Regions from separate parts of the Homo sapiens genome. Here region 1 is linked to region 2. Evidence: chromatin contacts called from ENCODE Hi-C data. All regions are on one chromosome and are shown on one strand. Each heading gives the region's core, a stretch centred on a gene start or an enhancer-like site at or near the end of the contact. The rest is flanking DNA. Distances are from core to core; before and after follow the strand shown. Region 1 holds the start of S100A10 (S100 calcium binding protein A10). Region 2 holds the start of RIIAD1 (regulatory subunit of type II PKA R-subunit domain containing 1).

Evidence for each region. Hi-C counts contacts between places; a loop is a spot of excess contacts on that map. Pooled maps may share reads with other maps.
Region 1: a pooled map shows a loop between it and region 2 (2.2-fold over the local background). The contact joins the promoter of S100A10 here to the promoter of RIIAD1 in region 2. A Hi-C loop is called at or near these places in 2 of 168 maps with a recorded cell type or tissue (K562 and left cardiac atrium) and 8 of 50 pooled maps.

The regions. Positions count from the first base shown.
Region 1 is chr1:151,988,676-151,995,505 of GRCh38, reverse strand. S100A10 (S100 calcium binding protein A10) reads left to right here and starts at 1,647. Exons shown (of 3, transcript NM_002966.3): 1 at 1,647-1,754. RefSeq lists silencers at 1,220-1,349, 1,480-1,529, 1,540-1,839 and an enhancer at 2,408-3,607.
Region 2 is chr1:151,717,140-151,723,963 of GRCh38, reverse strand. It overlaps RIIAD1 (regulatory subunit of type II PKA R-subunit domain containing 1), which reads right to left and starts at 2,442. Exons shown (of 5, transcript NM_001144956.3): 1 at 2,344-2,442; 2 at 1,802-1,878. The coding sequence starts at 2,427. RefSeq lists a silencer at 2,488-2,557.

The DNA.
Region 1 (6,830 bases), core at 398-2,897, 270 kb before region 2:
GGAACTCTTCAGAGAAAGAGACTGATTCTCTAATCCCTGAATTCCCAGGCCTACCACATACACTAAAGCACTCCTAAGGTCTGTGGACCAGATGAAGAAATCAGATGAGTAGGGGTACGCAAACCCAGGCATTCCCATTCTAAACCCAGTCGCATTGCAATCCCTGCAACAAAAGGGATCCGAGATTTCCTCCACTGGTGACTGTGACCTGGGGACTGGGAAGTACTGTATACAGGAAGATCTTGAAGAGCTGTCCCCTTGAATAGTCAGCACCAGGGTTGCACGGAAAGTAATAGCTGAAATCCAAGTTGGGTTTTCCTGGCAACAGCCAATATTAGTCAGAGGTGGCACTTGGAGGATTCCCCAGGTCTGCTCATTCCTTTAGGATCATTCATTCCTCCCAAGGCCTCCCTTGGGAACAAAGGAAAACCCCAGAGTTTGGGATTGGGCTCTTTTCCACCAACAGCTGCTAGTAGTTTGTATTTAACCCTGAGTCACAATTAAAATAAAAGAGGGCGGGCGGGGGAGGGGCGAGGAGTTGGTAAGCATCCCCTAGGAAACACTTAGGTTTTCTCTAAATTTATTCCAGAAAATTCTTCTAAAGGACTTTTCAAGGACCACAGCATACTGCCTTGGAAACTTAGTTTTTAACCTTTTTCTTTTCTTTTTTTCTTTTTTCTTTTTTTTTTTTTTTTTTGAGACAGAGTCTCACTCTGTCACCCAGGCTGGAGTGCAGTGGTGCGATCTCGGCTCACTGCAACCTCTGTCTCCCAGGTTCAAGCGATTCTCATGCCTCAGTCTCCTGGGATTACAGGCGCGCATCACCACTCCCGGCTAATTTTTGTATCAGTAGAGACAAGGTTTCACCATGTTGGCTAAGCTGGTGTTGAACTCCTGACCTGAGGTGATCCGCCCGCCTCGGCCTCCCAAAGTGTTGGGATTACAGGCGTGAGCCACCGCGCCCGGCCAGTTTTTAACACTATTAGCCACACTGAAACTGAACTATTGATCAAGTGACGCCACACAAAGGGGTAAATCCCCTGTTCAACAAAGGGTTTGTGACGCCCCTGGGTGCTGACAAGCCAAACCGCACCCTCCCTGCGGCACCTCGCGGGCCGGTGGGGCGGGAAGCCCGGCTTCTGGGGAGGTGCCGCCCCTCCACTGGCGCAGGCCGCCGAGACCCCCAGACGGACCTCCTAGGGCTAATCTGATAGTGCCTCTGAGGTCGATAGGACTCCACGTGCCACTCCCTGCAGGGTCATCCAGCAAGTAATTCCTAGACCCGTAGGTGGCCGCAGAGCCGGTTACCTCTGGTTCTGCGCCAGCGTGCCCCACCCGCAGGACGGCCGGGTTCTTTGATTTGTACACTTTCTAAAACCAAACCCGAGAGGAAGGGCAGGCTCAGGGTGGGGATGCCCTGAAATATTCGAGAGCAGGACCGTTTCTACTGAAGAGAAGTTTACAAGAACGCTCTGTCTGGGGCGGGCGAGGCCTCTGCGAGGCGGGTCCGGGAGCGAGGGCAGGGCGTGGGCCGCGCGCCCGGGGTCGGGGGAGTCGGGGGCAGGAAGAGGGGGAGGAGACAGGGCTGGGGGAGCGCCCTGCCGAGCGCCCGCCAGGCTCCTCCCGCTCCCGCGCCGCCTCCCTCTACCCACCCGCCGCACGTACTAAGGAAGGCGCACAGCCCGCCGCGCTCGCCTCTCCGCCCCGCGTCCAGCTCGCCCAGCTCGCCCAGCGTCCGCCGCGCCTCGGCCAAGGTGAGCTCCGCCCGGCCCACGCGCCCCTCCTGGGTAGTCCCCAGGCCCGGACCTGCTGCCCGGGGAAAACCCTGCACCCGGCTTCGCGGGGCGTCCGGAGCACCGCGGGGCTGGGCGGGGAGCGGCTGGTGGGGAATCCGCTGCTCAGTGCTCCGGGCCACACCCAAACGAGGCCAGCAGCGCCCCTCCCCGGCCCGGGCGCGGCCGCCCCCAGACCCACGCGGACCAGAGGAGGGGGCACTTGTTCTTTAGGAGGGGACCGTGGTATTGGTGCGCCTGAACCTCTTCCCTCCTCCCTTTATGTTTGCGTTGCTTTACTCCCACCTTTCCTACTTTCCCACTCGTCTCTCGGGTTACCGAATCCCTCCTACACGCCCCTGCCCTGGCTGGCGTGTTTCTTGGTGGGTTCCGCTCGCAGGCCGGGTCTGCATGTTCGTAGCCTGCTCCCGGCTGTACCGCCCAAGTAGGCGCGGGTAGGACGAGTAGGCAGCTGGGGCGTCCCTTCCGTAACCCTTAGTCCGTCGGCCAAACAGGCGTTTCTGGTCGGGGCTTCCTGTTGTCTGCTCGACGGAAAGGGTCTTCCTGCTGAGGGAGGGAGGTCCACTTGTTTTCTTTCTACAGCAGTTTGGCTGGGGTTTGTGGGAGAGGGCCCTGTGTGACGTGGTTTCTCTACTGAAAGGGTTCCCTTGCTGTCTTAATAAGTGGAACCAGAAAGAGATGGAGGAAGAGCAGGCTTGATGAAGGATCTTCCAATCATAGATTAATTTGGCCCGGTGCAGTGAAACAGACAGACGTGCCTTTGGTACTTGGTTCACCACCTGTGCTTTGGCCGAAGGAATGGCGCTGCCCCTAGCCGTGGACACTGCTGCCTGTCCAGCCTCAGTCCAGCTCTGCCTAAGTGAAACCAGGAGCTCTGCCTTGTTGGCTGGGGTGGAATGCAGAGCGCTCCAAGCCAGGCCAGCACAGGGGAGCCCTAAGCCAGATTCTGGGATGCATTAAGCCCACCCCGTTTTCTGCCCCCACCCAGTTCCGTCTCTGCGGGAGCTTCTGCAGGGCGTGGTTAGCACAAAGGGCTCCAGGATTCTCCCAGTGGTCTGAGGCCTGTGACTCAGCTGTGAGACCATGTGGGTGTGGCCGGTTGCAGATACTCTCGGTGGATGGTTTGGACAGAACACTCCCTGAAGGAAAAGGAGAACTGTGCCATCTCAGAGGGCATTTTCCAAGAGGAAGTGAGTCACACCTGGTCTGGCTGCCAGTCTGCAGGAGAGGTTTCTCGACTGAACTGCCGGTGAGGGCAGTAATTAGATCTGCAGGGCCTTGGCGAGACCGCTTTTCGTTATCGGCCAGTATGCGCCTGGCAGCCTGCCTCAGCCTTACTTGGGAGGTAGCTTTTCCCGCTAAGAGGTTTGCAGTTGTTGCGGATATTTTTCCCCAGAAGCTTGAGTTTCAGTCTCCAGGAATGGAGTTTTATGTTGTGCGTTTTAGGTGAGGCCAGGCTCATGGAAACACCCAGTCGGTGATCTTTGCCTCCAACATGTTTCAGCAAATTGCAAAAGATAATGCCAGGGGTTGGAGTGGGAATGAGTTCATATAACTTATTGGAAGTTTCTTCATCGGCCCTGCCCCCACAGATTCCTATCCAGTTTCTCTTTAATCATCCCTTCCAAATGGTGTATTTGTTCCTTCACAGCCAGAGGATAGTTTCTTCACTGTGGCCCTTGATCCACCATTTGGAGTTTCTTATCTAGGTTCTTACAATTTTTTTGGTCTACTGGGCATGAAGCAATTTTTGGGTCTTACCCTGCTTTCTGGGTGATGCTCTTCCTAGCTTTTCTCCGACACATCATATAGGCCCCTTTCCTCCCGTGTGCTGGCCAGCCTCCTAAGCAGCCACTCCAGTGAGGTCAGGGTGGAGCTGAGACTGTGTGCCTCCCTGCTTTCTACTGACAGTTCAAAAAATGTGACTTTTGTAGAGCACAACCCACTTGGTATACCCTTGGACACAGTCCAGTCTTTTAAAGCGTAAAGTTGAGAGAAACAATGGAATTCTTTCAGGATTATAATGTATAAATTAGCACTCAAAGTGCTGAGAAAGCTGGACTAAAATTTTAACATCTTAAGTTTCTCATTTTTCTGGGGACTCAACAAATTTAGGAATCCACATCAAAAGCAAAAAGAAAGAATGTACTTCTTTTAAACAATTTTCAGCACTTTCTATCCCTTTACTAAATAAATACCACCCATCCTACCAAAGGATTTAACTAAAAGCAGTTTTGACAGTAGCTATGTTGGCTGATTAGGCTGATGCCTAAGCATTCTTTAAGGAAAAATTGATGTAGTTGGTTAGATTGAAGGAGGTTTCTTCCAAGTTCTTTCTTCCTATTGAATTGCATCTGAAACGTTCCTTTGCTGCCCAGTTCTTTAGTGGGCAAGTTTTAGTTGGTGAGAGGTGAGAGAGACAGCCTGGATCCAGATCCATTGCTTCAACTCATTTTTTCTGAATTCCCTTCAGAGATCAAATTTAAGAATGCCTTCTGGGTTCAATTTTAAAAACTCCAAAATTTCTAAAGCAAAAGGAAGGAAACCTCAAACATATTTTAAATAACAGATGTTTGTTTTTACTGACACCCTGCCGTTTATTTTCTGGGTGGGCTGTAAGAAAACTAGGGTATGGACAAGACACAGAGGAGCAAAGCAAGTCCGACTCACTCTGCAGAAGTGTCCTCTTTGAAACTGCAGCCGGGATCTGGGCATAGGTCCAAAGCAAACATTTGAGATTTTTCAGGAGCAGACACTTTTCTGAGGAGGACTCCTGCTTGTCTGCTACTCGCAGGACAACCAAAATACATCATTATCAATTTCTTAACAATTCATCGAGCAGGCTCTATGAGGGCTGGGGCACTGGCTATTGGGACCCTGCTCAAAAAACCTGCAACCTAGTGAGGAAAGAAACAGAAACACAAATAACTAGAATTCAGGCCAAATGCTTTAATAGTATTCCATTAGCTGGTGAACTCCTCAAAGGCAAGCACCATGGAGAGCTTTGTGTGTGTGTGCATGTGTGTATGTGTGTGTGAACACCCTCATGCCTAACACCATGTCTGGGACATTCAAAGTAGGTGCTCAGGGAGGGAGAACCAAAAATGGAAAATTGAATTCCTCCTAAGGTAACTAAATTTGTGGAGTCCAGAATTGTTTTCCATAGAGAAAACTATGCAGAGAAAGATGTCTCCGCCTCCCTTCTTAAGACCTGTTGCTCAGACAAACATGTAGAGGGCATGTATAGGCATCAGATTAGAATACTTCAATAAAAGGTGAGTGGACAGCAAGGCTGTTATTATCCTGTGGAGCTCAGCAGTGAGATAGCAGCACTAGAAAAGCAAAAAGTAGAAGATGGGATGAATGAAACACGAGAAAATAGCAAGTGTTAGAAGAGAAGGAGCACAGTCATGTCATTCTGACTAGACCTGTTTAGCAGGACACATATTTTTCCTTTTGCGTATGGAATGTGCACTCCTGTGTACTCTATCTACTGTTCCGTTCATAGTTGAACACTTTTGGGGCCCCTTTCCTGGCCCTTCCCAGCTCTCACATCGTCCTCCTGAGCTCTGAGCTACAAGGCTTTCAGCCTAGTCCTGGGTAATCACACCTGCACCTCAGCTACTGCCCAAGGGATTGTGTGGTTCATTTATGCACATAACAGTTATATAGTGCTCCATGAATAAAAGCAGAATAATTTGTAGTTCTTAATCAAGAGAAGCTTAAATCTCAGGCAGACAAGTAAACAATTAAATGAAATTGAATGTTTCAGGTGCAAGAGTACGTTATTGGGGATAGAGAGGACACTGCAGCCCCTCAGCCCCAGCCCCAAGGCCCTCCTGTCAAAATGTGTCTAACCAGGATGCAGGAAGCCCACATCTGTCCAGGAATAGAGCTTGCAGAGTGGCTACGTGAGGGTGGAAATGCCAGATTGAAGTCCCTGAAGAACTTCAGTTTTGGCAGCTAGCAGTGCTGCAGACAGCCCTGCCCAGGCAAGCCCCACCCAAGAACGGAGGGCCAGGCAGGGCTGACTCAGTTGGGCAACCATTGGCTGCACTCAGACAAGAGTTACATGATTCATCCTCTAGCCAAGAGAACAGAGTTTTAATCACAACATTTCCCCCTTTCCTTTGTCTTATTTTAAAGCCAGTGTGCAACTCCTTCCCCAAAACAGAGTTCCTTGCTGTGGCCCTGGTCAGTGCCCTTTGGGGTACTGGTTGCTGAGGAGACAAGGGCTTCTCCACTGATTTTCAATGCTATTTTCACCTCCTGGCTACTCCCTCCTCTGCATCCTTATTGCAGAAGGCCTACTGGACACACAGGGAGTCAGCTGGCTGCAATATTCACAATCCATCCACTGAATAAAACCGCTGGGGGAGGAGGGGAGGGGAAGACCAAGTGGGAGAAGGATGTAACTTCAGAGAAGGAAGCTCCGTCACTTCGTAATGGCTGTGGGCAAGAGAGGCATGCGACTGAGTGACTTCAGACCTAAGCACTCACACAGTGTGAGGTAGACTCACCTTGCTCTCCTGAAGAAGATACTCAAGGGTGGCCAGGATTTCCTCAGCTGACAACTTGTATTTCTTAGAACCTCCTAAAATTAGCCTTTTTAAAATTTAGAGGTCCTTACCCTGCTGCATTCCCTTTCTTAATTCTGCACTTTCCTTCTGTCCTGTCATCTGAAAAAAGTAAACTAGGTACCCCACCCAGTTCCAATTTCTGGGATCTTTGGGAATTGATCCTGAAGTGCTCTGCTGCTCTGAACTTGAGCACAGGTATTTTTAAACCTCTGTGGTGTCTGACTCCTTTCCTGAGTTATTTAAGAACTGGGGTGGGATCCCACGTCCTTCTCCCAGAGGTGACTCGCCCAGTTCAGTTCTCTTAAATTGCTGGACTTGGAGTACCAGTCCAGGCAAGGCAGACTCTCTGTAAGCCCACTGCCATCTGAAACCCATATGAGGGATGGGGGATGAGCCAGATCTGAGCTGTGTCAGAAGAGAAGGAAAAGGGTGTGGTTCCCCTGGAATTCATCTCACA
Region 2 (6,824 bases), core at 1,193-3,692:
GCAAGCTCCCCAGGATAGGAACGATATCATCTTATTTCCCTTTAGAAGAAAAGTTGCAAAAGGTGACGGCCTGATCCTCAGGTCTGATATTGACAGAGGATCCCTAAACTCTCTTTTGCCCAAGGCTTATCCCTGGCCAACCTTCATAACTGGATAGGTTTCAGTTTTCTCTGTTTCCTTCCCCTATCTGCCCTCTGAGAATTTGTTGCCACTTGGAGAAACGTCTATAATATGAATAGTGAGTTTTTTTAATTTTTATTTCATGAGATAGAATCTTGCTCTGTCGCCCAGGCTGGAGTGCAGTGGCGCAATCTCGGCTCACTGCAACCTCTGCCTCCCAGGTTTAAGCGATTCTCCTGCCTCAGTCTCCCAGGTAGCTGGGATTACAGGCACGTGCCACCACGCCTGACTAATTTTTGTATTTTTAGTAGAGACAGGGTTTCCTCATGTTGGCCAGGCAGGTCTCGAACTCCTGGCCTCAAGTGATCCACCCCTCTCAGCCTCCCAAAGTGCTGGGATCACAGGCGTGAGCCAACGCATCTGCCTGGCCAACTTTTTTTTGTTTGTTTGCGATGGAGTTTTGCTCTTGTTGCCCAGGCTAGAGTGCAATGGAGCAATCCCAGCTCACTGCAACCTTTGCCTCCTGGGTTCAAGCGATTCTCCTGCCTCAGCCTCTCAAGTAGCTGGGATTACAGGCATGTGCCACCACGCCTGGCTAATTTTGTATTTTTAGTAGAGACGGGGTTTCACCATGTTGGTCAGGCTGGTCTCGAACTCCCGACCTCAGGTGATCCACCCGCCTCGGCCTCCCAAAGTGCTGGGATTACAGGCATGAGCCACCTTGCCTGACCTCGCCAACTTTTGAGAAGACAAGGGAGGGCCCACCTCTGGCTATAAGCACACAGTCCAGAGGGGAAATGGGGACCGACTGCTTACAGCACAATACAGTGGGAAAACCAGGGGTTTGAATCCTGGTTCAGCAACTTTGGGAAGGTACTTCACCTTTCTAAGCTTAAATTTTCTCACTTATAAAATAAAAATGACAATCACCTGTCTTTTGTGGAGGTGCTGGGAGGATCAGCAAAAGTGTTCCAAGATGCCACACACTGCGTGGGCACTGAGAACACAAACACACTCCACAAGCTCGGAGCTTTGGACCAGTAACAGAAGATTGACAGCTCAATTACAATACAGTGTGGTAAGTGCTAATGTAGGGGAACAGCACAATGCCTGGAGATGGGTGCCATTATAATTATTTAAACCTTGTCTATTTGTCTATAACCAAACAGCATTTGAGATAGCTCTATTGTTTTCATCCACTGATGCTCCGTGATTTATTTTTTTAATTCTCCTTCTTCATCCCATTAGGATATGTTTCCATTCAAGCAAATGCCAGGCTGAAAGGAGGGTGGGGGAAGGAAAGAACATATTCCAGGATACGCTGGTAAATTGTCTTCTCTTCCCCAAGAAAAGAGTGGCTTCCAACCCTTGGAATTTTTCTACAGTAATGTTTTCAAGTAGGGAAGGGCCAACCAGACAACTGATTTTTGTTTTAAGTTCAACTAGTGATTTTGTTAAGCTCCTATGGTTGAGAATAGTGTTCTACACCCAGTGGATGGCTGTTGGGTTTCGCAACGCCAAATTCCCTCTTCCAAGTGTCATAAGGTATGTATTTATCCTTATGGTTAAAGTAAATGAATAGACATATTTTTAAGAATTTAGAGATAACTGAAGGAAACCTCTAGAGATAACGAAGAAAACCCTGCGTGCCACAAATCCCAGAGCCTGGAAAACCACCTACCTGAAGAAACCACTTATGAGCCACTCTACTTCTTTGTGGGTCCTTAGGTACTTTTCGTTAGCAATCCGAGTCTGAATCTGGGGGGCAAGAACAAAGGGTCACTTCCATTAGGAGACAGATTCAGGGTTCAGCCCTGGAGATGTGAAGGGCTGCGGGAAACGGCGTGCGCATTTAACCCAAGTCTTTCCCCAGGATGCTTGAAAGTTTAAGCCACCCATCTTCTTACAGATAAAATATCATTCTGCCGCTTGTTCAGGATGAGGGGCCTTTACTAAGGTCGGATGTGTCTGGCAGTAATTTCGGCCCATTTCTCTGGCCGAGTCCCTGAGTTAGTTCTTCCTGCACTCTCAGATGCCCGTCGCGCTCTGTGCTGGGATCAGACGCCTAGAGGTCCGCCGGGGGTCTCCCCTGCGCCCTCCCCACTTTATCAGGGAACAGGCTCCCGCTCCCCTTCTCTCGGCGGCTCTCTTCCCAGTCTGGGGCCCCAGTCCTGGGGCAGCTACACTTTGGTGGACGCTGGATGGGGGCGCGGGCGCACCCACCTTGAATTTTCGCAGCTGCTCCAGCTGCGCTGCGCTAAGCGCCCCGGGGTCGGGCCGCTGCAGCAAGCCTGGCAGCGTCTCCATCTTGCTGCGGTCGTCAAGGCGACCGGCCGCGAGCCGGCGAGGCCCCGCCCCCGGCCCCGCCCTGCCCCCAAGCCCGGCCCCTTCAGCGAAGCAGGGGCTAGGGGCTGAGGGAACTGAGGGGTGAGCTCCGGGGCGGGGGCTTGGGGGGTGGGTCTCTAAAGGATCGCCTTTCCCGGATTGGGGGACTGATTTCTGGACTTAATTGTATGTGGAATGAGCCCTTTTTGACCCCACCCAACTTCAGGGTTTTTTTGTTAGCTCTAGAGTAAAACAGGAAAAAAGGTCTCCCCGAATCTGCTTCCAGACTCCCTCACTTGGACAGAAGCTAGAGGAAGCCTAGTACTGGGGAAAGAGAACCCAAGCTTCTTCCCTTTCCACTGTCCCAGAAGCCAACCCGTCCCTCTGTCCGGTACACATTCGACACTGGAGCCGTGGATTCTTCAAACAACGTGGAAGCACCCCAGAACATAGAGTGAGCTGAGTTCTGCAAAGGAAGGAACGTTCTGTCCGACTAAAGATGCTGGAAAGGACCTGGGGGACATTCTGCCAGAATTTCCCCCTCTTGGACTGACTTTTTTGTGTAGATTAACTTTCTCTTCACCCTGGGCTCCTCATAAATTCTAAATTATTTTATTCCACTCCCAACTGAATACGGGAGGAGAAAGGGAATTTGGTCTTCAAGATTTGTTCTTCTAGTATCTAATTAAGAAGAGAAAGTGAAACATAAAGCCAGAGAGCTGAAAATAGCCACGAGAAAGGGCATGAGCCTGTCTGTCAATACACACATGCCGAGCTCCTACCCCCACAGAGATCGTGCTCAGCAGAGGCCTTCTGAGAAGCAGGAGAAAAAAGGGAGGCTGTCTTTTCAGATTTGTGAACAACTGCCCTAAGGAGCAAGAAAATACCATGAGAAACAAGCTCAGCATTAGGCCCTGGCCGTGGAGGGGTTATCATTGGTCTGCTTCTGTCCTTTCCAGCAAAGACTGAGGAAAAGAAGTGAAAGTGTTGGCAGTTCCCAAGCCAGGGAAAACCACAAGAAGTAAATTAGGTAGTGGGCTACAAGCCACTTCCCAGGAACCCCATCTTGGTTAGTGATCATTTTGGTTGATTGTCTTTTTTTAAGAGAGAGAGTTAATAGAGTGAGAGAGAGATAAGCTGCCATCTGTCAGAAGTGATTTTTTTTTTCCCGGCAGGAGCAAGAGGTTAACCAGAGATAATGGTTCCTCTTGGCCAAGATCTGTCTTTTCTCCCCATACTCCCTCCAGAGAAGCTGGTGGTGGCACCTCCAGAGCTGTGCCAGCCAGTACAGTCACCACAAGCCACCTGTGGCTCTTGAACACTTGAAAAGTGGCTGTAGGTGTTAAATGTGCAGCAAATATAAAATACACACAGGATTTTGAAGGCTTGGTATGAAAAAAATCTCATTAATAACATGTAATTGATTTACATGTTGAAATAGTATTTTGGATATATCAGGTTAAATAACATTTATTATTAAAAGTAATTTCTCTTGTTTCTTTTTGCTTTTATATATGGCTACTAGACATTTTTAAACCATATATGTGGCTTGTATTATATTAGACAATGCCAGAGCCTGGACCAGCAAACCTACACACTCAAACACACACAGGCATGCACAGTGTTCTCTACCTCCCCACCTCCAAGTAGGAAATGATTGATACCCTCCGTCTGCCAATCTGTGATCTTCTTGTGCTTTGATAATCAATCAAGCCTTTCTTCACTGATCACATCCTATGACCCAAATGCCCATGTATGAGAGGGGCTACTTTTTGTTTTTTTAACAGCGTCTCAGTACTCACTATTATGTATTGTGTTGGCCTGTCTTACCTTCCACTTGAGGTGGAAGCCACTTGAGGGCAGGAAGGTTATAGAATCAATTCTTTGTGCACTCTCATAAATTCTGCTGCAGATGTCTTCACTCTGTATTCAATCAGGGAAGCCAGTAAGTACTTCATGACTAGCCACTCTGCCCACACATACCACCACATTTTGCCCTTTCTGAAAAATATCCCAATTATCCAGCATTTCTCATTTCCTAAGAATCTAAAGCCAGGATCAGAGCTCTCCCTTTATAAATTCAATAATCTTTTTATGTAGGGCAGCCTAGCTTTGACTGCAGAGGAATAAAAAAGAGGGTGAGCTTGGGGGTGGTGGGCAGAGAAAGTATCCTGGAAGCCTCTCTCTCTCCTAGAGAGAAACTTTCCAGAATAGGCATCTGAGTCTCAGGGCTCCCCTGCCTTTACCTCACAGGACTCCCATCCCATGGCCTGAAAGAACACCAGAGATGTGTTCACCGTCACTCAGCAAGGAGAGTCTGATGAGTGGTACAACTCTTCTCCTCTAAACCCTGCCTCTTCTCTCAGACTGACACCTTTGGGGACCACAAACTAAGCAAAGGACTGGACGCATTTTGCTGTCTGCAGCTGTCTCCCCAATTACTGACTGGGAGGAGGAGTGAGGGGAGTTCATTTTAATTCATTTTTGTGAATGTTTAATATTTCAATTAATATGATTAGCCCCAAGCCTGAATGAGCAGCAGGGCGGCAGATCTGCTGAGAAGACATAGAGTAATGAGATCAACAGGGCCATAGGGTCTTCCCCTTCTCCATCCTCAGAGGACATGATCTGTTTAGCATCTCCATAAATACCAAGATCAGATTAGAAGGCAAGGAAAGGAGCAGTGGGGGTGGGGTAGGTGAGTGGAAAGTTACTTTCAAGATGTGTGTGCCCTTCTTGATTCCCTGGCTCTGCCGTCATTCGCTTCTTCTGAGCACCCACCACTGAGTCCTCTAGCACCTCCCCCCACTGCCACCCCATCTTAGGGGACCCTACTTGGGGGACCCGGGCATCCATGTGATGAAGTGTAATCAAGTCTACACACATACACATTCACTCAAATGCAAGCACCTGCCAGAGCGTGGCTCCAGGCCACAACAAAAAAACAGGCTAAGGAAGGATGGGAGGTGGTCCACAGAATCAAGCAGTAAAAAGAAAGACTCTCTCTCATCCAGGGCTTAAATGGAGACAGAAGAGGAAGAAAGGCCAGACTTCACCACTGCTCCCATTCTCAAGAGGAATGTTTGATGTGGGAGTTAAATGCGTGGACTCAGGAGCCAGACTGCCCAGGCTCCAGTCTCAGCTAGACCTCTTTCTAGCTGCATGGCTTTAGGCAAGTTATTTCAGCTCTGTGTCTTGGTTACCTCCTCTCTATTTGGAGATGACAAAATCTACATCATAGGGGGGTGGTGAGGGTTTAGGAGTTAGTAAATATAAAGCACTTGGCACAAAGCCTGGGACACTGTAAGAGCCATGTAAGCACTGGCTGTTACTATTATTTCCCTTCCAGAAGAGAAGCCTGCCTGCCGTGATAGCTCAGGAATGGAGGCCCCTGGGACTCAGCTGGGACACAGTTTAGAGACACGAGTGCCTCTGTGGAAACAGCAGCCCTACCCCGGGGGAGAAGAAGGGAATGACAGGAAGACAGGGTGCTCTACAAAAGCCCAGAGCCCCAGGAGAGCCCCCGTTGCTGAGCACTGACAGAAAGCAAGGGCTACCACCACTGACAAGGTTTGATGTCCACAGATAATCCCTGCACTGAGGGCGTGCTCTGAGTGGGCCCAGTGCATGGAGGGGTCACGCTCCCTCCAGATCGTGGAGCCTGCCAATCATCCATAGAAGTATCCATGGTCAGGGGAGCAATGGTCCCCGAATGTGCCTCCCCTGCTCTTCTGTGCTACCTGGCTCAATTTGAGTCCAACTCAAAGAACCCAACTGAAGAAAGAAGCAAAGGAAAGAGTAATTGGGTTTCTGCATCCTAAGGGGAAGCTTGACAGCTGTGGTTCTTCCCACTGAAGGAATCAGGAATCCACTGTTGTCAGAGGTTGTTTGCATGGAGTGTTTGTTAAGCTCCTGCTACGCATGAGCAAGACAGGGTGCTAGACACTGTGAACAGTAAGATGCTGAATTAAACGGTGTCCTGGTCTTCAAGGAGCTTACAAGTGAGAGCGCCCGCGGCGCCGCCTCCGCGGCCTCCCTGCCCACGCACTTATACACACAAACCCCCCAGAGGGAGAGAAGGGGGCATCGGCAAATGCCAGAAAGCTATCGTTTTTCTTGGTTCCTTTTCTGGAAAATATACAGTTCTCTTTCTGCATTCTTCTCATCCTGCTCCTCCTTCTCCACGTCCCTTTCCATTTTTCCTCTCTGCATTTTTTCTTTTTCCCCCAGACTCTGCGACCTGCTTCCCTCTCCATCTATATCTCCTTTCCCTTCAGCCTATGCAACCGTCCTTTCTCATTTTTCTTTCCCCTGATTTCTTTCCTTGACTCTCTACTCTTGGGGCTCCCCAGATGCCGGGCTCCCCTCTTTCCCCGCCA